Regions from separate parts of the Homo sapiens genome. Here region 2 is linked to region 1. A link is an interaction called in ENCODE POLR2A ChIA-PET data of the cell type or tissue named here. Cell type or tissue: OCI-LY7. All regions are shown on one strand. Links, peaks and the distances in the headings refer to the core of each region. The heading gives the core; the rest is flanking DNA.

Evidence for each region. Peaks named below come from ENCODE experiments on the same cell type or tissue, not always from the same donor. Only the 100,000 strongest peaks of a DNase experiment are listed, where the experiment ranks them.
Region 2: POLR2A ChIA-PET joins it to region 1 with 11 read pairs; 3 of 35 experiments call an interaction of 5 or more read pairs at or near these places.

Annotation. Positions count from the first base shown.
Region 1 is chr3:71,031,835-71,043,003 of GRCh38, forward strand. It overlaps FOXP1 (forkhead box P1), which reads right to left. Exons shown (of 21, transcript NM_001349338.3): 11 at 9,494-9,698. Among named protein-coding and RNA genes, the nearest start is that of FOXP1-AS1, 250 kb to the right of the region's middle. In OCI-LY7, for the core only: no CTCF peak of the experiment used is centred there; a DNase peak (open chromatin) is centred at 2,147.
Region 2 is chr3:71,177,192-71,188,360 of GRCh38, forward strand. All of the region lies in intron 6 of FOXP1 (forkhead box P1), which reads right to left. Among named protein-coding and RNA genes, the nearest start is that of FOXP1-AS1, 110 kb to the right of the region's middle. In OCI-LY7, for the core only: no CTCF peak of the experiment used is centred there; a DNase peak (open chromatin) is centred at 6,580; H3K4me3 peaks cover 573 bases.

The DNA.
Region 1 (11,169 bases), core at 1,909-9,908:
TATGTTAACACACAACCACCCAGCCAGAAAGGTCCATGTGGATGTGTGTTTTTAACTGACTTTCTATGAACCAAGTGTGTTTCATGCACTAGAATTGTACCTGCTGAGTTAACCACGTGCTTCAAAAAATAAAGGGGGAGGAAAGGAAGCCAGCAAGGCTATTTTCGCATCTCTTCTTGGTTGAGAGAGTACATGTGAGTGTGTGTGCGTCATAACTCAGATCTACAATAAAACAAACTGCACAACAGAGGCTGCCTGAGTGGAGGCCTGCTCTTCACACTACATTGACCGCAGTACCCGCCCGGCGCAGCCCCGATGCCTTCCTGTGAATGGGACAGATTGCCATATGGATGAAGACACTGAACAAGCTGTAAAACTCTTGGCGACATGTGCCCGGGGGGATTGTCCCATATTAACACCACCTGGGCTGTGGCAATTGTGCTCTGTCTGTGCAGTGGCACTGAGGAGCCCAACAGGATGTTATTTTAGAGTACACACAAAAAGGAAAATTACAGTTAAGAGAATTCTCTGGCTAGCGTATCTGTTGCTCAATTCCCGAAATAGTTTCCCAAAGGAACGGTTATCTTCTTTATTCACACAGGCAGAAGTGACAAGCTGGAACACATATTAACAATTTCCCTTTGTGAGCTTCCACTATTGTTTTAATGAGGAGAATATAGTTTATAATATACTTAGGCCTTGACTGATTACAAAGGGGTATGGAATAAAGAACTTCAGGAATGCTGTACATATCTAACGCACTCATTTGCATTGCCCCAGTGAGCCAGTCGGCAGAGAGGTAGCTCCCTCGGAAAGACCTATGGAGCCAGGCCACGGGGTAACACTGGTGCGAACACAGCAATAAAACAGAATAACTGCACAAAAAAGCATCTTTGCAAATCTTGAAAAGGAACATGACATCCGCTTAAGTCTCCAGCATAGGTCCCCCCTTCATCTGGCTCCAGTATTGGCTTAAGAGCATAAGACTCCCAGCTGTCATTTATTATAAGAATAGGACTTTTCCAAGCCCCTTTTCCTCTCAAAGGGAAGGCCCTTGACTTCCCTTTGCACTTTTGGTTGGTTTCAATATCCATCAAAGAAAATCTTCTGTCTAATTTAAGTGGTGAAGGTGTGCAATTCAACAACAACTTTTTATAGGTAAAAGAGTAAAACCGAGTACCATGGACAATACCATCAGAGTTTCCAAAAGGCTGGTTCTCACTCTTCTCCTGCCACATGCTTTCCCTCACACCCCTGGTGTGGAATAAATGTTAAGGAAAGCTAAGACACAATTGGGAGGAGGGGACACAGGCCTTTCCACTCAAGCGCAAATACTTGCAAAATGCCTGGGTGCCAACAAAGGAATTTGGCAGAGAACCTGTATCAGCGGCAGCGGCGCATCAAAAAAGAATGTCTACCTTACAAGGTGAAAGAAATGGGGGGTCCAAAGATGGTTTTGGGTGGGAAATCTGGCACATTAGACACGGAATAGCCTGTGGCTGAGATTCATATTATACAACATCCTAATAAAAAAATTCAAATCAACCAAATTTAAGAGTAACTCAGAAAATGAACATCACTCTCCAGACCCATGATGTCATTTTATTGGAAAGCATTTATCATTTAAACACAATAAATAGAAAGAGATTTATAGAGTCTAAAGATGCTGTGTTATGGTAAAAGGCACTTTATTGAGGTAAGGCACAACAGCTGTTAGAGAATAATGGCTGAGGTTTTTTTGTTTAATCACCCCACAAAGTGAACAGTCAAAAAAAAAAAAAAAAAAAAAAAAACAACCCATAAACCCTTCCCTTATGGCATGCCAATATTTTAAAGATTTTCTCCCGGTGCCCTCCCTGCATGTGTGAATGACAGGCGGTGATACGGCACCATGCCACATGGCCCTGAGAGAATCCTTTCTCCCACTTCTAAGTCCCAAAAGTGATTGGTTTTAAGCAATCAGACACATCACAGTTCTTCAAAGCACGATGGCTGCCAAACAACAGGCAGCATGTTTAGGGTACAAAATGCTGATTCGCCCCCAGGGTGCTTCTGTCTGACCTCAGCAGGAACAGCTTTTGCCCTAAGTAGGTTACCTCCCCGACAGATAGACATGGGACAGGTGATGCTGCCAAGAGTCTGCTTTGGAGCAAAAATAAGTACCTGTATCTTAGGCCTCTGCAGTTAGCCACACCTGGTCCTCTTTCCGGTCCCCTACACCTGACAAGACATGCCCAGCACGCCCTCTATATTCTCCACTGTGCGTCACTGGTTTCTAACCTCCTGACTTCCCTGCCAGCAAAAAGATGAGGTGGGTGCAAAGGAAACTGGCAACGGGGATTTTCCTGGGGGCTTCTTCTAAATTACTGCTGAAAAGATAGGTCTGGCCCCAAGCTACAACCAGTGGAGGCTACCATCTGGACTTGATCCGGAGCTTAACCCACTCTGTAGTCCAATTCTCATCAAAAGTCTGGGCTGTAGTGAAGGTGGTCTGGGGAGCAGCCCACTGGGAGCCACCAGAATCTGGCAGTCACTGCAAGTCCCTGAGGGTCAGGGAAATCTCAGGTCTAGTCCCTGTATGGTCACTAACTAGCTATGTGACGTGTGCAAGCGATAACATCATTCTGGGCCCCAGCTGCACCCTCTGTACAAAGGGGAGAATACCCCATAAGGTTACTATGAGGATTAAATAGGAAAATCAAAAAATAAAAATAAAAAATAAAAAAAATTAAAAATAGGAAAATCAGTATAGTATCAAGCCCTATGTCAAGTCTGTTGAGCATTGTGTCTGGCACACAGTAAGAGTTACATAAATGTTAGCTGCATTCTCATCACCACCATCACATGTCAGGTCCTTTCATCCTTGACAAGAGCAAAACAGAACCTTAAATTTGTGTCTCTTGCCTGTGATCACAGAGCCAAGGAGTGGGTCTCAAGTCAAGGTCTCGTGGTAGCTCCTAAGGAAAGGAAGCAAATGGGGTCTGGTCCCTTCAGTCATATGATTTCTACTCTGTTGGCTCACGTAAGAATGGCAAGTCACTAGTTTTGAGGACTGAACCTGTCTGGTGGCTCCCCAGTGGGCTGCTCCCCAGACCACCTTAACTACAGCCCTGACTTTTGATGAGAACCTGTCTGGGATGTGAATCAAGTGTCTGGAGAAAAGTCCTGTTCTTTCCAAGTGTCAAAACCTCAGTGATAAACACACAGCTTCCATTGCTTCTCAAACTTGAACATGTATTCCAAACCCCTGAGGCTCTTGTTACAATGCAGATCCTGATGCAGGTCTGGGGCAGGGCCAGAGACTGAGTTTCTAACAAGCTTCCAGGTCACAGCAGAGCTGCTGGTCTGCAGCCTCTGAGTAGCAAGACTCCAGGGTATGTAGGGCAAATGCAAATTCCTGCACCCCATCTCAGACCAAGAAAGTCCAGGTTTCAGAAGAAAGGCCTAGGAAGCTGTGTGTTTAACAAATACCCTATGAAAATATCATCAGGGAATCTGAGAAACACCAGGCTAATGGTGAAGGTCAGGGGTCAGCAACTGTTTCTGTAAATGGTCAGATAGTAAATATTTCAGTTTTCGTAGCCTATATGGTTTCTGCTGCCACTACTCAAGCTTGCCATTGTAGTGTCAAAGTAGCCGTAGACAATACGTAAATGAATGTGACTGTGTCCCAATAAAACTTTATTTACAAAAGGAAGCAGTGGGCTGGATTTGGCAGGCTGACCATAATTTGCCGAGCTCTGTTATAGTGTTATAGATTGTTTAAATGCCTTGACTCATGTTGGCAGGAAGTAGCAGTTAACAATTTTGAAGACAATTTGGTGGAATTTGACCACAGGTTCTCCAAAATGCTCTAACGGGGAAGAAAGATTTAAAATAACTAGCTTGCTCAGTATTTCAAATCAAAATAAATACAAATTGTCCTCTGATTTTTGGGGAAAAAAAAAAACTGAAATGAGGAAAAACTCTTCAAAATAATGGGAGCTAGAGTTTACTGCTTAAATTTCAACAGGTCCTACATATCACAGAACATGCACCAGTTAAAGGCTTGTGTATCTGGAACAGTTCTGAAAACTAACTTCTAGAATTTTAGCAAGTAAACCAAGAGCACTGACATTTATTCACAAACACAGAATTTAGTTTAAAAAAGAAAAAAAAATGCAACACTAGACATGTACATGTTTCAAAGTTCCTTGCCTTTTGAAAATAACAAGGCCTGTAAACACAAATGTTATTGTTACATAGTCAAATACATGGCAACATGTCAAGAGGCCACAAATCAAAAACAGAGACTGTGTATCAAGTGAAACTGTCTATAAGTACACTAGCCAGGCGGAAACCTTCAGGGGTTATTTGAAGGCAACTGCCAACTGTGGAGTGGAGAAAATGCAAGCGACAGTAATACACAGGGCTCCGTCAATAAATGATGAGAACGAGGCAAGGACTATCGTGACTGAAGAGAGCATAGGTTAAACCTCATAGAGTAAAGCGCCCAGTGTGCGTCCCCTGTTTCTAATATGATACCTCAAAAAAGCAGAGACTGCCCAACCACCATCTGATCAGGGTTTAAGGAAACATCTTTGACCAAATGCTTAAGGACACCTTGGAACAAATACTTAGAACAGCTATGAATCCGAGAAATACTCGAGTTATAAAACATCTAATGATGGTGGCTGAACTGAAAGCAAAAAAGCTGGGATGAGAAAAAAGGGAATATTTCTGATTTGGACTATAGAGGACAGCTGAAATGAAATAAAAAGCATATGATGTGTTCATTGAGGAAACACAGGATTTATAAGGCAGGAAAAAAGTGGGGATACGTTATTTTGGATCTGCCTGTGTGTAAATCCCCCATGAGGTTCATTTATGTTCTTTATGTGCTGTTTCAGACCAAAATGATTTATAGCTTGTAAATCCCACCTATCCCGCTTCATGAAAGGCCTGGTAAATATGAATATACACCATAAAAGAGAAAACTCTGGTATTTTCTTTTAAACGCAGTGATTTGCACACAGTAGGTTAACTTAATACGTGTTTTGTCAAATTGAATTTCAATTAAATTTAAAGTATCTTTTAGGGACACTCATTTTATCGTAATTTAGTATTCACTTCTATGCTGAATGAAAACTTTAAGTACTATTTTGCAGACTAAAACACAGATCTGAATTTGGATCTTGGATATGCCACTAACCACCAGTTCTATGACCCTGGGTTAGTTATTTAATTTCTATTATTCGATTTCCTCATCTGTAAAATGGGTATAATCATCCTTACTGCTTCCTGAGTGGTCAGGTGGATAAAATGAGACATCACTCCATATGCAAAAGTCTAGCCAGTGCTTGGCACAGAGAAGGAACTGATTAAATGTGAGTTCTTGTCCCTTTCCCTAGTGCACCATAATGTAATGTGATATTTCAAATTTTAATTTAGGCAATTACTTAAGTAGTAATTGCTATTAGTATTTACATAGCTGCTTTGATCCAAGAAGCTCAAAGGGCTTTACTAAATTTAGCATTTTAATAGATGTTTCATTTGCATTCTGTTGATTCTGTTTACCCACACCAAAACCTGGAATTTTCTAAAGCAAGACAATTAGACAGGGAAACAAGACAGTATCTTCATATGTACCGGTATCCCAGGCCTGAGTTTTGTCTGTTTCCCTAAGAAGTCGAGACTCTCTGTCCCTATGGAATAAAATGACAGCAAGAGGCTTGAATGCACCTGCTTCCTCTTGCTGCTCCCCCTTAGCTGCGCCATTGAACTTGATCCCCACCACACTTTTCTCAGGCACTGACAACACAGGCATGTTTATTGCACCAATGAATTTATATACAATCAGCACAATAAACATTATTAAATTGTCGGAGAAAATCAAAGCACGAAGCATGGTGCCAGTACTGAATTCTAATGATGCTGAATGTCCATGATTACACAGGGACAGGATCTTAACAAGCCTTGATTTGAACGCTGGCATCCGCCTCACAAATCACATGGGCCGCTCCTCCCGTAATAGTGCTGAATATTGATAAATGTCTCTACCCTGCGCAACAGGGAAGTGGGTTTCTATTGGCAATCTTTACCAAAGTGTGTTTTTTCCCTTCTCTACACTCAAGGGTTTACCCTGAATGATTTAATTATAATTTTCCTTGTGTAAGACAAATTAAAGAGGAGAGTAGGAGTGTCGTGCCAAGCACATTATTTATCTCCTTAACAGATTGCAGCTCACCAAACCCCAGAGCTGCTGCTACTGCAGTGGCTGCTCACAGGAGCCAGCAAAATGCACGGGGGCAAGAGTGGGGGAGAAGGAGTTTTCCAAATGGCATGGAAATACATATGCAACTCAGTTGAGATCATTAGCCATCTCACTACTTTGAAAACAACAGTAACTCTCACAACACTACCTTTTTCCAGCAAATTTTCCCATCGAGCACCCCCAGATCATGTCAGAAAGAAATCTTAAAGCTGCTAACCCACGATCAAGGTCATGGGGTCAGATAGTTATTCAGTGTGGCAGAGACTCTTTCCTTGCCCATCAGAATGGAGGGAAAAGAATATTACACAGAAATCAAAGAAGAGCTTGGAAGGACACGTATTTCACAAATGCATTGATGAGTAAGAGAGAAAACTTATCCAAGGCAGTGACAAGAGACTCCTGAGACAACTGGCACATCAGTGTACAGTGAGACCATACCTTTATAGTGACAGCTTTGTTTTGGTATTTAACTGGTTATCACACGTGATTTTTAAATTAAGCCTAATAAGGTAATGCTACATAATATGCATTTGAAGTATTTATATGTATACGAAGCTGGCTAACTAATCATTGCTTTTTTTTTTTTTTAATTAAGAGACAGGATCTTGCTTTGTTGCCCAGGCTGGAGTGCAATGGTGTGATCATGGCTCACTGCAGCCTCAAACTCTTGGGCTCAAATGATCCTCCCACCTCAGCCTCTCAAGTAACTGGGACTTCAGGTGCATGCCACCATGGCAGGCTAATTAAAAAAAAGTTTAATGGAAATTGGGGTCCCTCTATGTTGTCCAGGCTAGTCTTGAACTCCTGGCCTCAAGCAATCCTCCTGCCTCGGCCTCACAAAGTGCTGAGATTACAGGCATGAACCACTGTACCAGGCCTAATTGATTTTTTAATTATCAATTCCACAAGCTTAAACTGAACTATCTTTAACTGAAGGTGCTCATTTGTCTTGATGGCTACATTCAGTTAAAATGTGCTGACTGGAATTTTCTTTTAATCCAGCCACGTTTAGGAACCTACTAGATAATACAAACTGAGAGATTCAAGAGATTAAGTAGTGGCATATAATTTCATAGTTGCTTCTTTTTTGCATGTACAATTGGAAAACTCAGCCTGCTTTTACATCCAGATTAAGGCTCATTGGAATCTGAATTCTTTTCTGATCCATATTCTAATTCTGGTGTGTAGTATGATGAAGATTAAGCACAACTTTTGTGCAGACAAATAAGGACCATAAAAAAAAATTCAAACAAACTTAGTCTCCCAGAATTAGACTGTCTCTCAGATCCACTTACTTTCAAATGTGCCTTAAGACATGAAAAGGGCTATTCTTCTCCCACTTGCCTCCTTGCTAATCTATCACCTGACTGCAGATACATAACCTTTTAGAAAATGAAACTGAGCACAGCGCATCTAAACAAGAAGAGTTTTCTATGTCACAGGAAATCTGTGCAGGCTCCACAACAGCCGATGAGATTGCCACAAATACCTTAAGTGCATCAGTCGGCGTTTTTCAGTGTATGGCCTCCTGCTCTGCCTATGGATAAAGATGTAATTCAATCGCTCTGCAGCAAATGGACGCATCAACCTTAGGGCATCAAAACCAAGTATAGCAAAGGACAACAGCCTAGAACCTTTTCTTTAATGCTCTCTAAGGTTTTCTTTCTTGAAAAAAAAAAAAAAAAGAAGACATCATAAGAGATTGTAAAGCAAGAGCTAAGATTGGCTTCCAGACATACATATCTATCCTTGCCAGAAACAACAGAAGCCACATTTCCCTCAATGGCTCCAAAGATTGTCAGTGTCCACCATTCTATTCCTCTATCTATTCTTCAAACTCTTCCAAACCAACATGCTTAATGCATCTTTTAGTTCTTCGGTGTCTGCCTCAGAAATTCCAAAATGACCTTGGAAGGATAGTTGAAAATTTTAGTTAAAACATATGTATTATCCTCAACTCTGGTAACCACTCATGGTTTTACACTTGAACATGGTGTGTGTGTGTGTGTGTGTGTGTATGTATGTATCTCTGTGTGTGTGTGTGTATCTGTGTGTGTGTGTGTGTTCAGATAATATTTTTCTGGTATAAAGATACACATCTAATTAAACAGTAGGCTTCTTAAATACTCAATATTTTGAGAAATATATGAAATTACATTTGTAATTGCATAACTGAAATATATAATTAAATGTTTTTTCACTGAGCCATTTTTATTAAAAAACACAATACAGAATTTGCTTTCTCCTGAGAGAAATGGCATTTACTGTCACATACTACTTTTACGGTTTCTTTACCTCTGTGTGTGGAAGCTCTGCCTATGAAATATATAGAAAACAGTTTAGGAATAGCAAACAAAAAGTTTTCAATTTTAGGGGCATTGTATTTTCTATTCTTGAAAAGCACTTCAACAGTGGTATTAATGCTTCTGGGTACTAAGAATACCATAACATGAATTAACAGCTTTATTTTCTTAGAACTGCATGCTAACATGGCATATTCTGGATCTCTAAAACAAGCTCAGCTTCAAGTAACATTCATGTAAAGCCCAGGGCAATTCAAAAATAAAATGTCTTAACTTCTAAATAGGAATACAGCTGCTGAGACAATACTACACTATATCCCACAATGAAGAGAAAGTGTGCTGTGTCTGTTTATGTGAGTATATACAACAGATCCCCCACCTCCACCAGCCACCACCACCACTACCTCTTCTGTCTCTCCATCCTCCAAACCTTCACTCAGAATACATACGGGAAAGACCATGTGCTCCAGGGCACAATGATGAAAAACATGGGCGCCCAGCCTTCAAGGGGAGCAATGTAGAGTAACATAAGTTCTATGTTTTCTCAAACCATAATTCAAAATTGCCCACAGCAGACACTACTATTCCCTTAGAAGGCACTTCCAGCCAAGGAATTCAGCTTGTACGGAGTGAGCACTTGGCAGAAGGAGTAGGCCTGGAAGCCTGGAAATCCAACCCATCCAATGAGAAACTACACGACTTCTGCCCGGGTTCCTAAGCTGAGAGTAGATCTACATAAGTGCTAATTCCATGTTGAAAAGGTGAAAATAATTAGATGCTTCACACCCAAACCATACTGAATACATTCCTCAGTAATTATATGCACATTCAAGTCACATGGATCCAATTAGGGATCACTGAGATATGACGAGGCAGGGCCACCCACCCCTCTCATGTTAAAGGCAGTTTTGGACCCATCTCAGTGGCTGGTTCCTACCTTTCCCTTTTGGGAGTGTGGACTGAGAGCTGTCCATTGGTAGAGGCATGTGGGTTCATTATTAAGGAGGTCTTGGAAGGTGCAGAGGAGGAGACACATGTCGTGGTCAGATCCAAACTGCTGTGATTGTTGCCTGTGGTTTCTTCTGCAGTATGAGCACTTGTCACTTCTTTCCAGAGCTGCTGCAGTTCTGTTGGAATCATGCCTGAAACAAACAAATTGGATAATTAAATCAATTAACAGCTAATTCCGTCCTCTTCAAACAGCAATTAAATCAAAGAGTCAGTAAACAAAGCCTAGTGTTAGGGGGGTTTTTCGGTGTGTGCAGTTTTTTTTCCCCTCCCAACTACGGCAGATGCGGTAGTAAAAAGTGTGTCCTCTTACCGAGCAACTGAGTGGAAGTTGCCCTCATCGCACATAAAAGACTCAGGTGAAAGTGACTCAAAACACAGTTACTTTGCCACAACAGTATGCCTCTAACCATCCCAAGTGTTATTTCTCAATTTTGATGAAAAGTAGATAGATGTTACCTTAGTTTTAGACACAAAGAAGGGCTCAAAATAAATTTGTTCAACTATACTATTATGACAACATGAACTACAAAATGAATAATTTTTGTGCTTAAGTCTTAAATGATGACAAATAGCTTTGTTATTAAATATAGTTTTTATTAATCACTTTTAGACATAAATTATGAATTCATATCGTCTTCCTGAAATGCTTTTCAACTTTTAACAGTCAAATTGATTATACTATGATTATTTCATTAACACACCTATCTTCCTCATTAATTTTGGTTTCTAGTACCACATGCTTAATTGATGGATGTGTCTACTGAAAAACTGTGTAACTTTTTATACAAGTAACACTATTATTACTGTCATTTCTTAGATCAATGGTAATGAACCATTGCAGAATAAAATGCAAACGTAAAATAAACTTACAGTAATGAAGTTCTCTTGTTTTTTTAAAGGGGATCTAAATGGACATGGGTTTTAAGGAGTGAATCCAGTATTTTCCCCCAAGAAGAGATACAATCAGTATGCCAATCTCACTATTGTGGGCCTCTTCGTCTTTATCCTGCTGGCATGCCTCTGTAGCCCAGGTTTCCAAATCCCACCTCAATGCATATTCTAGCCCACACATGCACAGAATAAAGATATTCTAGATGACAACTAACAAAAACAACAACAACGACAACAAGCAACAAAACTTCCTTTGGAGGAACACCGAAAAGAAAACATAAACCCTGCACATCCTAAGGCAATACCACATTAGAAGTGGACGTCTGGATTGCAGTTCATTGTTTCAATCAAGTGTAACACAGCCATCCCAGAAAGCCTGCCATTTTCTGACTATATAGCAGCAGCTGAAACAGGCATGTTTCTTACCAAACCTAAGGTATCGAATTAAAAAAGAAGGCTGTGTGCATTATATTCATTTGAAACACATAATAAAAAATGCCAAGGTCTAAATTTAATTTATTTTTGTCATTTAGAATACAATGGATAGATAATCATCTCAACGTGATCAGCCAAACATCTTTACTTTGCTAAACTGTTAAAGATTTTAATTATGCTAGCATTGGAGAGCACTGGTCTAATGAGGCGATGGACTCCAGAGAATCCGAGTGGTTAAGAACTGTGAAATGAGTCTGATAGGATTTTTTTATATTC
Region 2 (11,169 bases), core at 1,956-9,955, 150 kb after region 1:
CACTGCAACAGGTGTGAAGCAGGACTCTCTCCCGTTGAAATGAAATGAAACCAACCTAAGTTACAAGGCGCAGTTGCTTAAGAGTAAAATTAGGTACATCTGCTACAAATAAGGGCTCCATCTGAAAATAGGAGAGGGTGGAAATGGAAAAGCTGCTGTCTATGGGAATACTTAGTATTTGCTTTCTGAACTCAGCAAGAAAAGTTGGGTTGAAGTGGAATGATTCTGAATGACAAAACATTTCAGGAAACTCAATGGGGAAGGAGAGCAGGCAAAATGGGAGAAATCCTTTCAGAATGAACTGATCATCACCACAATAAACAAACACAGTAAGAGATGCTTGAGAGCTCTGATGAAGAGCTCAGGCTCTGGAGTCGGGCAGATGTAGGGTGAAATCTGGGCTTGTCCAGTCGTAAGCTGTGTGAACGAGCGTGGGCAGCTAATTAAGTTTCTTCCTGTGTAGAACAAGTATTTTAAAAGTACTTAGCTCACAGGGTGCTTGTGAGAAGGAACTGTACTAACACAGGTACAGTACTAAGCATGAGTATGGAGAGCAGAGGCTTTCCATAAATTTTCCATTGCTATTATTATTACTTCTACTACTCTTACTACTAATAATACTGATAGTTTATTTTCTTTTCTTTCTTTCTTTTTTTTTTTTTTTTTTTGAGAAAGGGTCTCGCTCTGTTGCCCAAGCTGGAGGGCAGTGGTGCGATCATGGTTCACTGCAGCCTTGACCTCCCAGGCTCACCTTTCATCTCAGCCTTCCTAGTATCTGGGACCACAGGCATGTGCCACCACACCTGGCTATTTTTTATTTTTAGTAAAGATGAGGTCTCGCTATGTTGCCCAGGCTGGTCTTGAACTCCTGGGTTCAAGAAATCATCCTGCCTCGGCCTCCCAAAGTGCTGGGATTTACAGGTGTGAGCCACCACACCCAGTCAGTCTTTTTTTTTTTTTTTTTGAGAGAGTCTTGCTCTGTCACCAGGCTGGAATGCAGTGGCGCGATCTCAGCTCCCTGCAACCTCCGCCTCCCGGGTTCAAGCAATTCCCCTGCCTCAGTCTCCCAAGTAGCTGGGATTACAGGCACGTACCACCACACCTGGCTAATTTGTTTGTATTTTAGTAGAGGCGGGGTTTCACCATGTTGGCCAAGATGGTCTCAGTCTCCTGACCTCGTAATCCACCCGCTTCGGTCTCTCAAAGTGCTGGGATGAGAGGCGTGAGCCATCGCGCCCGGCCAGTAATTTCTAACCCATAAACATCTTTGACAGCTGGGTGCAGTGGCTCACTCATGCCTGTAATCACTGCATTTGGGAGGCCAAGGCAGGTGGATCACTTGAGGCCAGGAGCTTGAGACCAGCCTGGTCAATGTGGTGACACCTTGCCTCTACTAAAAATACAAAAATTGGCCGGGTGCGGTGTCTCAAGCCTGTAATCCCAGCACTTTGGGAGGCCGAGGCAGGCGGATCACGAGGTCAGGAGATCGAGACCATCCTGGCTAACATGGTGAAACCCTGTCTCTACTAAAAATACAAAAAAATTAGCCAGGCAAGGTGGCAGGCGCCTGTAGTCCCAGCTACTTGGGAGGCTGAAGCAGGAGAATGGCAGGAACCTGGGAGGCGGAGCTTGCAGTGAGCCAAGATCGCACCACTGCACTGCAGCCTGGGCGACAGAGCGAGACTCCAACTCAAAAACAAAAAACAAACAAACAAAAAAAAAACAAAAATTATCTGGGTGTGGTGGTGCATGCCTGTAATCCCAGCTACTTGAGAGGCTAAGGCATGAGAATCATTTGACCCTGGGAGGCACTCTGTCTAAAAAAAAAAAAAAAAAATTGACAAGATGTTCAGGATTTTCAATAAAAGGAAGAAATATACTCATTTATTGAAACTAGGATGGCCTACCTATTTTACCATGTTGGAAGTTTCCTCTTAACAATCTTTTTTTTTTTTTTTTTTGAGACGGAGTCACTTTCTGTCACCCAGGCTGAGTAGCACAACCTCAGCTCACTGCAACCTCCGCCTCCCGGGTTCAAGCGATTCTCCTGCCTCAGCCTCCCGAGTAGCTGGGATTACAGGTGCCTGCCACCACGCCCAGCTAATTTTTTTGTATTTTTAGTAGAGACAGGTTTTTGAACTCCTGAGTTCAAGTGATCCACCTGCCTCGGCCTCTCAAAGTGCTGGGATTACAGGTGTGAGCCACTACACAAGTCTTAACAATAACTGTTTAAGAATTGTGCCTAAATATGGAATTACCTGGCACAGCTGGAAGAAGATGAAGAGGGGAGGAGTTAGAAAAACATTAGCCCATGAATGATGCCACTTGAAACCAAGAACATGAATTTTCCCTTAAAACTGTAAACACACAAAATGTGAAATTAAAATTAAGATGAAAATGTGAAACACCATGTAAGAGAATTAACCCTCACAATTCTCACTCATCAGCAACATTACTGCTAGCTCTTTTCTCATCTATAATGTTCGATGGTGGCAATGAGAATACAAATACATAAAATGAGAAGACATGATTTTTACAAGAAAGGGAAAACAGGGTATCCACTGAAATGTTAACAGTTGTTACCTCCATTAAACAGGATTGCAAGCGATATAGCTTTTTTCTCTGTTTGCTTTCTTAGTTGCATCTTCTAATTTTTCTACAACGAATGTGTCATTAATTGTGCCGTTGAAAATTCAAAATTATTTGCTATTCAATTTCCAATTGAAAACATCTGAATTGCACCCAAGCATTACACAGAGCCAGTGCTGAGGATTTCACTCAGCTCTGGCACATGGGATATTTTGTAGGCACTGGTGGAGTGAAGTGACTGTCTCGCCACCTCTTCCAGCACACTCAGCAACCATTCTCTAATTATGCCATAGTCTCTCTGCCAATATTTTATGGGAGTTTTACAAGATGCACCTACAGCTACTTATACTCAGAAATCGGAAGACCTTCTAAAGTTCTTGCTTAAAAAAAAAACCCACCTTTTTGTTTTTCTTGTTCTTGATTCTTTAGAAACTTCCTCAGCCTTCCAGAAATCAACACGGGCCACAAGAATCATGTATTATTTCAGACTAGAACCTAAAAAAGAGACTCACCAGGTAACAGCCTAGGAAGCTACTGATTATATGTAGTATATAATTATTTGCTGTCTTGGTTCTAGGTACTAATCCCATGGAAAATATAGAAAGACGGCAGCAAGGAACATTGAGACATGAAAGTCTTTGCCACGTGTAAAATCGTAGATGTTTTAAAAAAAAATGCAGGCACAAGAATTTAGCAAGAAAAAAAAATAGACATGCCAATAAAAAAGCTGCTTCTTAAAATCTGGCTGGCAGTGTCCTTCCTCTCCCCAAAGGATACTCTTAGTAAAGAAAACATGGTAGATTTTTTTCTCCCTTGCCTGTATTTGATTTCCAATTAAAATTAAATATAAACTGAAACGCCACCTGGATTTCAGCAAAATCCAATCCCCGCCCTCCACCCTTCCTTTTTTAAAAAGAAGAACCTGGGCTTACATATACAAACATTTTGCTAAATGACCCGTGGCAAATTGCGTAATGCCAGTAAAAGTTGTGTTTTTTAAGTTATGAGCCCCAAAGATTTTATCTGAAATAAAACCCTGATTCAATTCAGATTCTGGAGGCAAACTGTGTCCTTAACTCTGCGTCTAAATTTAAAACATTTGTGTGTGGGGCCCCTTCAGTAACGTTGCTAGTAGGTATGGTGGAGAAATTCTGTATTGATTAGGATATGTGTTTTCTTTTCTAAAATGGTAAATTGGGGCACTAATTGCCCACAAGAACCGGTTCCCTGCAGTCTCCAAGTAGAGGTCAGTTTCTAAATGAAGGTTTGCCTGTCAAATAAGAATTCGTACTGAGTTCCATTTATCGCCTCAATGAGGAAAGACAGAACTGTACTTCCATGGAGAAGGGTTCTCCTTGGAGGTCTCCAACAGCCATATCTACAATGACCCAAGATGATTGGATTTTAATATAAAGCGGATGAGGTGGGCTAAAAAATGGAACGGTTCTAAGAACAACTTGATTCCCTCCTGACCTCCACCTTTGGGTCCCCAAGACCTCAACCATGGCTTTTCCCAGTCTTCAAAAGATTCTAAGAAAGGACAATAATAAAGTAAGGAGCACGTTTTAAAGGGTTGGCTATTGTGCCAAGGTCAATAAATTATTTAGCATATTCATCACATCGACCCTCTCAGGAAGTTATCTCTATTGCCCTGTTTTACAGATGAGAAAAGTGAGGCTGTGAGAGATGGCAAAACTTGCCCAACTTCACTCATCGAGTGTAGGCGCTGGTGGGTGGGTTTTCAACTCTCATCAGTGGCATTCCAAAATGCCTCCAATAAAATATTCCTCCTGCCCTTTCCAGCTCCCCAGGGCAGTTTAAATCAGTCTCTAGCAGAAACAACATGAAATGGGGTAAGCAACGAAGTGTATCTGTAATGACTGTGGACATGCGACATGATTAAGCCCACACAGACTGGGAAGAAACTTAGAAGTGGGGAGCAGTGGTGGAAATTTAAAGAAAACAAATGTGGCCGGGCGCGGTGGCTCACGCCTGTAATCCCAACACTTTGAGAGGCTGAGGAGGACGGATGATGAGGTCAGGAGATCAAGACTATCCTGGCTAACATGGTGAAACCCTATCTCTACTAAAAAAATACAAAAAAATTAGCCAGGCATGGTGGTGGGTGCCTGTAGTCCCAGCTACTCAGGAGGCTGAGGCAGGAGAATGGCGTGAACCTGGGAGGCAGAGCTTGCAGTGAGCCGAGATCGCGCCACTGCACTCCAGCCTGGGTGACAGAGCGAGACTCCATCTCAAAAAAAAGAAAAAAAAGAAAAAAAAAGAAAAAGAAAACAAATGTGGTTTTTTAAAAATCCATACTCTTTTTATTGACAGGAAAGTGATTTTTGTCACAAAATGTTAGATAATGAGTAGTGGTTGTCAAATTTGATGGTGGAAGCACCTAGAAGTGAGGCAGAGATCTCCCTGTGGAGAGATAACACCAGGGAGCAGCTAAGTGGTAGCGGAAAACTTAAAGACATTATGGGAGAAAATCCTTGTACCTGCACAAATTGTATTCCCTTATTCCTATGCAAAAAATAAATCTTGTTCAAGGTGCAGGTATTCTCTGCCATTTATATATATCATTTTTATATATCTCACAAGAGTTTTCCAACAGTGTGAATGTGAATTAAATTAAAAATAACTGTTCATTTTTATTATAAAGGCAATACATGTTATTGTAGAAATTTGGGGATATACAGAAAAGTGTAAACTATATATATGTGTGTGTGTGTGTGTGTGTGTGTGTGTGTATATATGTATATATTCTTTTTTTTTTTTTTTTAGTAGAGACAGGGTCTTGCTGTCACCAGTCATGGCTCACTGCAGTCTCAGCCTCCTGGGGCTCAAGTGATTCTCCCACCTCAGCCTCCTGAGTAGCTGGGACTACAGGCAAGTGCCGCCATGCCCAGCTAAGTTTGTTGTTGTTGTTGTTTTTCTTAATTTTTAGTAGATACGAGGTCTAAGCTGCCCAGACTGATCTCGAACTCCTGAGCTCAGGTGATCTTCCAGCCTTAGCCTCCCAAAGTGCAGGAATTACAGGCATGAGCCGCCATGCCTGGCTTAATGTATATAAAATAAACTATAATCCCATTAACAGACCCCCCCAAAAAAAACCATTGACAGCATGTTGCTTTTAGGTTTTTCCCCCAGCAATCATTACATTATGATAATTTTTAAAGTAATTAAATGTTCTACATTTTAATGGGTATATAATTAATATTATATCAAACTTATATGTTAGCATTTTTTAACCTTCTTCTAAGGTTAGAGATTTAGGGTGCATTTAATTTTTCATATTGTAAATACCATTACAATGAACATCCTTAGGCATAAATCTTTCTGCATGCCTCACATTATTTCGGTAGGTTAAATTCCTGGTGATGATGATCATGGCGGTGGTGGTGATGATGATAAGAATACCAAAAGTTGGCCATGCATGGAGGCTCATGCCTGTAATCCCAGCACTTTGGGAGGCCGAGGCGGGTGGATCATTTGAGGTCTGGAGTTCAAGACCAGCCTGGCCAACATGGTGAAAACCTGTCTCTACTAAAAATACAAAAAAACATTAGCTGGGCAATAGTGGCGCGAGCCTGCAATCCCAGCTACTCAGGAGGCTGAGGGAGGAGAATCGCTTGAACCCAGGAGGCGGAGGTTGCAGTGAGCCGAGATGGCCCCACTGCACTGCAGTCTGGGCGACAGAGTAACACCCTGTCTCAAAAACAAAACAAAACAAAAAAAACCCAAAAGCTAATGTTTGCAGACAATTTACCATGTGGTGTGCAAACTTCCAAGCATGATACATTTTATTTAGACTATTAAATGCTAAAATTATTTCCGTTTGATGGATATATAAACTGAGGCACAGAGAAACTTACACAGTCACCCAACTAGCAAGTGGCAGAGCCATGACTCAGGCCAAACATACTGACTCCACAGTCTATGCTGTTAAACTCTGCCAGTGGTTCTTCAACTGGCAGCAAAGAAGAGCTAGAAATAGATATGCAAATTTGGAGGCCCTGCCCCAGATCTACAGAATAAAGTACTTTAGGGGTGGGTCCAGTAATCTATGTTTTAAGAAGCCCTCCAGCGCCTGGCGTGGTGGCTCACGTCTGTAATCCCAGCACTTTGGGAGGCCGAGGTGGGAAGATCACCTGAGGTTGGGACTTCGAGACCAGCCTGACCAACATGGAGAAACCCTGTCTCTACTAAAAATAAAAAATTAGCCCGGCGAGGTGGTGCATGCCTGTAATCCTAGCTACTTGAGAGGCTGAGGCAGGAGAATCACTTGAACCTGGGAGGCGGAGGTTGTGGTAAGCTGAGATCACGCCATTGCACTCCAGCCTGGGCAACAAGAGCAAGACTGTCTCAAAAACAAACAAACAAACAAAAAAGCCCTTCAGATGATGCTCACGCACATAAAAGTTTGAGAACCACTGCTGACTGCCATAGAGCCACTCAGTAAAATTGTATCCCTGATTCAAAGGGTGTGGCTGTTTTAAGCCTCTTGATGTCCAATGCCAAAATACCCTCAGAATAGGGTGTACAAATTTACACTGCCTTCAGCCCTATAAGGGGTTGTCTGTGCACTTACTGTAATCTGTGCTCATTTAGTCAAAGATCTTTCAACTGGTTTATAGGGTTCTGTAGTTAGAAGAATTTCAAGAGTGTGTAAATCTGGTGTTTACATTTCAATAGACATGAAATGGCTCTTGGTACAGATTGCTTTATATGACCTTACTTTCCAGAGTTTGCTTCAGAGCTGGCGTGTACAGTGCTACATTTTAAATACCTGAGAAATTATTCCAGGGACATACTGGGAAGCATTCTTCCAAAAGAGGAACCCTTTTCCAAATTAAAGATAGACAGGTCACTAACATAGTTAACATCAACTAATCATAGAAAAGCCTAAGAGTATTTGTCAAAAGATTGAAACATTTGGCAAATCTAATTAACATACAGAATAGCTGTGTAACGTTTTTTTTTTTGGGGGGGGCATATTGTAGATGAAATTGCAATCGCAAAATTACACATACAAACACACTTTTCAGGGAAAAAGTTATTTGGGTTTCATCAAATTCACAAAGGAGGGGCCATAAACCTGCAAAACATAAAAATGATGGTATTAGAGGCTGGGTGTGGTGGCTCACGCCTGTAATCCTAGCACTTTGGGAGGCCAAGGCAGGCGGATCACCTGAGGTCAGGAGTTCCAGATCAGCCTGGCCAATATGATGAAACCCCATCTCTACTAAAAATACAAAAATTAGCCAGGTGTGGTGGCAGTAGCCTGTAATCCCAGCTACTCAGGAGGCTGAGGCACAAGAATTGCTTGAACACGGGAGGCAGAGGTTGCAGTGAGCCGAGATCAAGCCATTGCACTCTAGACTGGATGACAGACCACGACTCCGTCTCAAAAAAAAAAAGTATTAGAAACATGAACTATGCCAGTACAGATTTTTGCAAATTGTGAGATATAAGTGATCCAATTACAAACTTAAAAACAGAATCAAGAAAGTAAGAAGGGAAAGAAGAAAAGTTGGAAGGGAGAAAATACAAGGGCAACACCATCTCTTCAGAAATCCTGTCAGTTCATAAACAACTAAATTGAGCAAATGCCTTCGAATTTGGCAACTATTTTTAAATTAGGTATTATGGTTTCAGTTATTTCAGCTCCATTATCAATAGAGGTAAATTAGCTAAAATTCAATATAAACGTTTGTGAAATATGGACAACACCAACTAAATTATCACACTTGTCAGCCCACATCTAATCTCTGGAAATCGTACAATCAACTTTGCACCTGGGTAGACAGATAGTCCCAGGCCATTTCCTGGAGACCAATAAGCTCAGATGCTACAGTATGGTATAAGAAGACCTCTCCTCACCATGTGCCTCTAGTCTTTCCAAGTGCAAATCCAAACTTACTTGTCTCAAAATTTAAAATGGCAAAATGGAAAAGACACAGCTTTGGGGCCTTTAAAATCTCTAAGTCAGAAGCCAAACCCATATAGTTCAGTGTATACTTACCATCCATTATCTCCTGATGGAAGAGGTTAAAACAAATCAGCAGATGTGCACATACTGAGACTCTTTCCTAACTTCACCAAGGTCTAGAATCCCACCAACATAGACACAGATTCATCCTCTCCTGGCTACTGAAGATTTATTACCTAAATCACTCACCTATCAATTAGTCATATACATCTCTTCTACAGTTTATCTTCAATTTGCTTTAAAAATTGTAAGAACTTTTCATGTTATCTGTTTATGTCTTACTGCACCTTTACTAAATTATGAAATCTTTGAATGCAGGGTGATACTGAGAATAATATATTTTTATATCCTCTAGCCAACTATAGGACTATGAACATAAGATAGGTTATGTTTTTATGTTAATTTTCTTTGGCATGGAGCCAGGGCCAAGGACATCTGTCTGCTCTGTGAGTGACTCACTAAGTGAGTCCAACCTCCATTTCCTTACTAGACTGGCTGAAGATTCTTTTAACCACCAATAACGTCAAAACTTTTATCTTGTAAGATGCTGTCAGCTGAATGATTAGAAAGGAACTCTAGAGGAATGATGACAATTAGAAGTAATTTTGCCACTCCAGAAATTGTGAAACAAAGTCTTAAACAATAGTATACCTATGGCCAGGTGCGGTGGCTCACGCCTGTAATCCCAGCACTTTGGGAAGCCGAGGCAGGCGGATCACGAGGTCAAGAGATCGAGACCATCCTGGCCAACATGGTGAAACTCCGTTTCTACTAAAAATACAAAAATTAGCTGGGTGTGGTGGCGCAAGCCTGTAGTCCCAGCTACTTGGGAGGCTGAGACAGGAGAATCTCTTGAACCCGGGAGGTGGAGGTTGCAGTGAGCTGAGACAGGGCCACTGTACTCCAGCCTGGCAACAGAGCAAGACTCCGTCTCAAACGAACAAACAAACAAACAAATATATATAGTATAAATAAATAGATATTTTTCAGAGAGAATTTAGAAAAGAGTGACGAATGCTTCCTCAGTTTTGTCACTGTAAAGTAAGGGTAGAAGTCTGTAGAAGGCAAATCTTGTCACATCTGCCATTCATTAATCCAGAGATTGACAAACTTTCTGCAGAGTGTCAGATTAATATCTTAGGCTTTGTGAGCCACACAATCTCTGTTGCAACAACTCACCTCTGCTGCTGCAGCATGAACGCAGTTATAGGCAACAGTAGGCAAGCGGGTGTGGCTGTGTTTCAACAGAACTTTTATTTACTAGGTGGCAGGCTGGATCTGGCCCAAGGGCCAGTTTGCTGATTCCTGGTGTAGTCTGCAGAGTTATAGTGCCTTATACCTAGCCCCTACTCAAAGAAGGTACTGAATGAACAGCTGAGACAAGTTTAAAATTATGTACAGAATGCAATCTTGACAATTACAATTGTGAATCACTACATTACAGAATATAATCTTGATAATTATAACTGTGAATGTCACATACTCAGCTTATGCGTGATGCTTTTCCTGTCCCAAGAACCTATTAATGGGCTGGGGGTGGTGGCTTACACCTATAATCCCAGCACTTTGGGAGGCTGAGGCGGGTGGATCACCTGAGGTCAGGAGTTTGAGACCAGCTTGGACAACATGGTGAAACCCTGTCTCTACTAAAAATACAAAATTGTGGGCATGGTGGCGCACATCTGAAATCCCAGCTACTAGGGAAGCTGAGGCAGGAGAATCACTTGAACCTGGGAGGCAAAGGCTGCAGTGAGCTGAGATCGCACCATTGCACTCCAGCCTGGGCGACAAGAGTGAAACTCCATCTCAAAAAACAAAAAAACTACTAATGATACAGTAAGTCTATATAAATACATGTGATATATACATATAGCACACAGCACAAAACTTTGTGTTTATAAGAAATAGAAATTGAATGAGAAAAATCAGAATATAATCATAAAAATACACACTGTAAATGCATTTTCACTTAATGCTTTTGGATGTTGAATTCCTACTGAGTTGAAATGGAAATATCATCCATAGGAAGAAAAAAATGAGGAAAGGTAAGCAATATTATCACAGTATTATTTATCATACACATTAGGACTAAAAATAGTCAGGAAAGAAAGAGCATTATGTCATTCTCTCCCAGTCTTTAACCTTGTAAAAGGTTGTTGAGTTTGTAAAGGGTATATCAAGAGTGAATACAGGAGGCTATAAAGAGAACTACTTCGTATCATGCAGCCCTGAAAAATTAACACTTAATAATTATAATAATAAAAAGTCACTTTTGCCCTGCTTTAGGATGCTACCTCTTATTTTGTTAATTTTTTCCAAAAATATTCCTTCCTTTGGCTCTGAGAGGCATGACTCTGCTGTTGAAAAGCAAAAGACATTTTACGCACAATTTTCCCTCTACTAGGAAGAGGTATATTGTGCCCTTCAGTGAACATAAAATTGATATTATCATCTCTTAGTTTATATCTCACTACTTAACCTTCAGATTAAAAGTTATTGGATTTGAATGACTAAGAAGACATCATGTCACCTTCCCTTCAATGTGGAGAGACCGAAGTTGAAGATGAGACAAGGTAATGTGATAA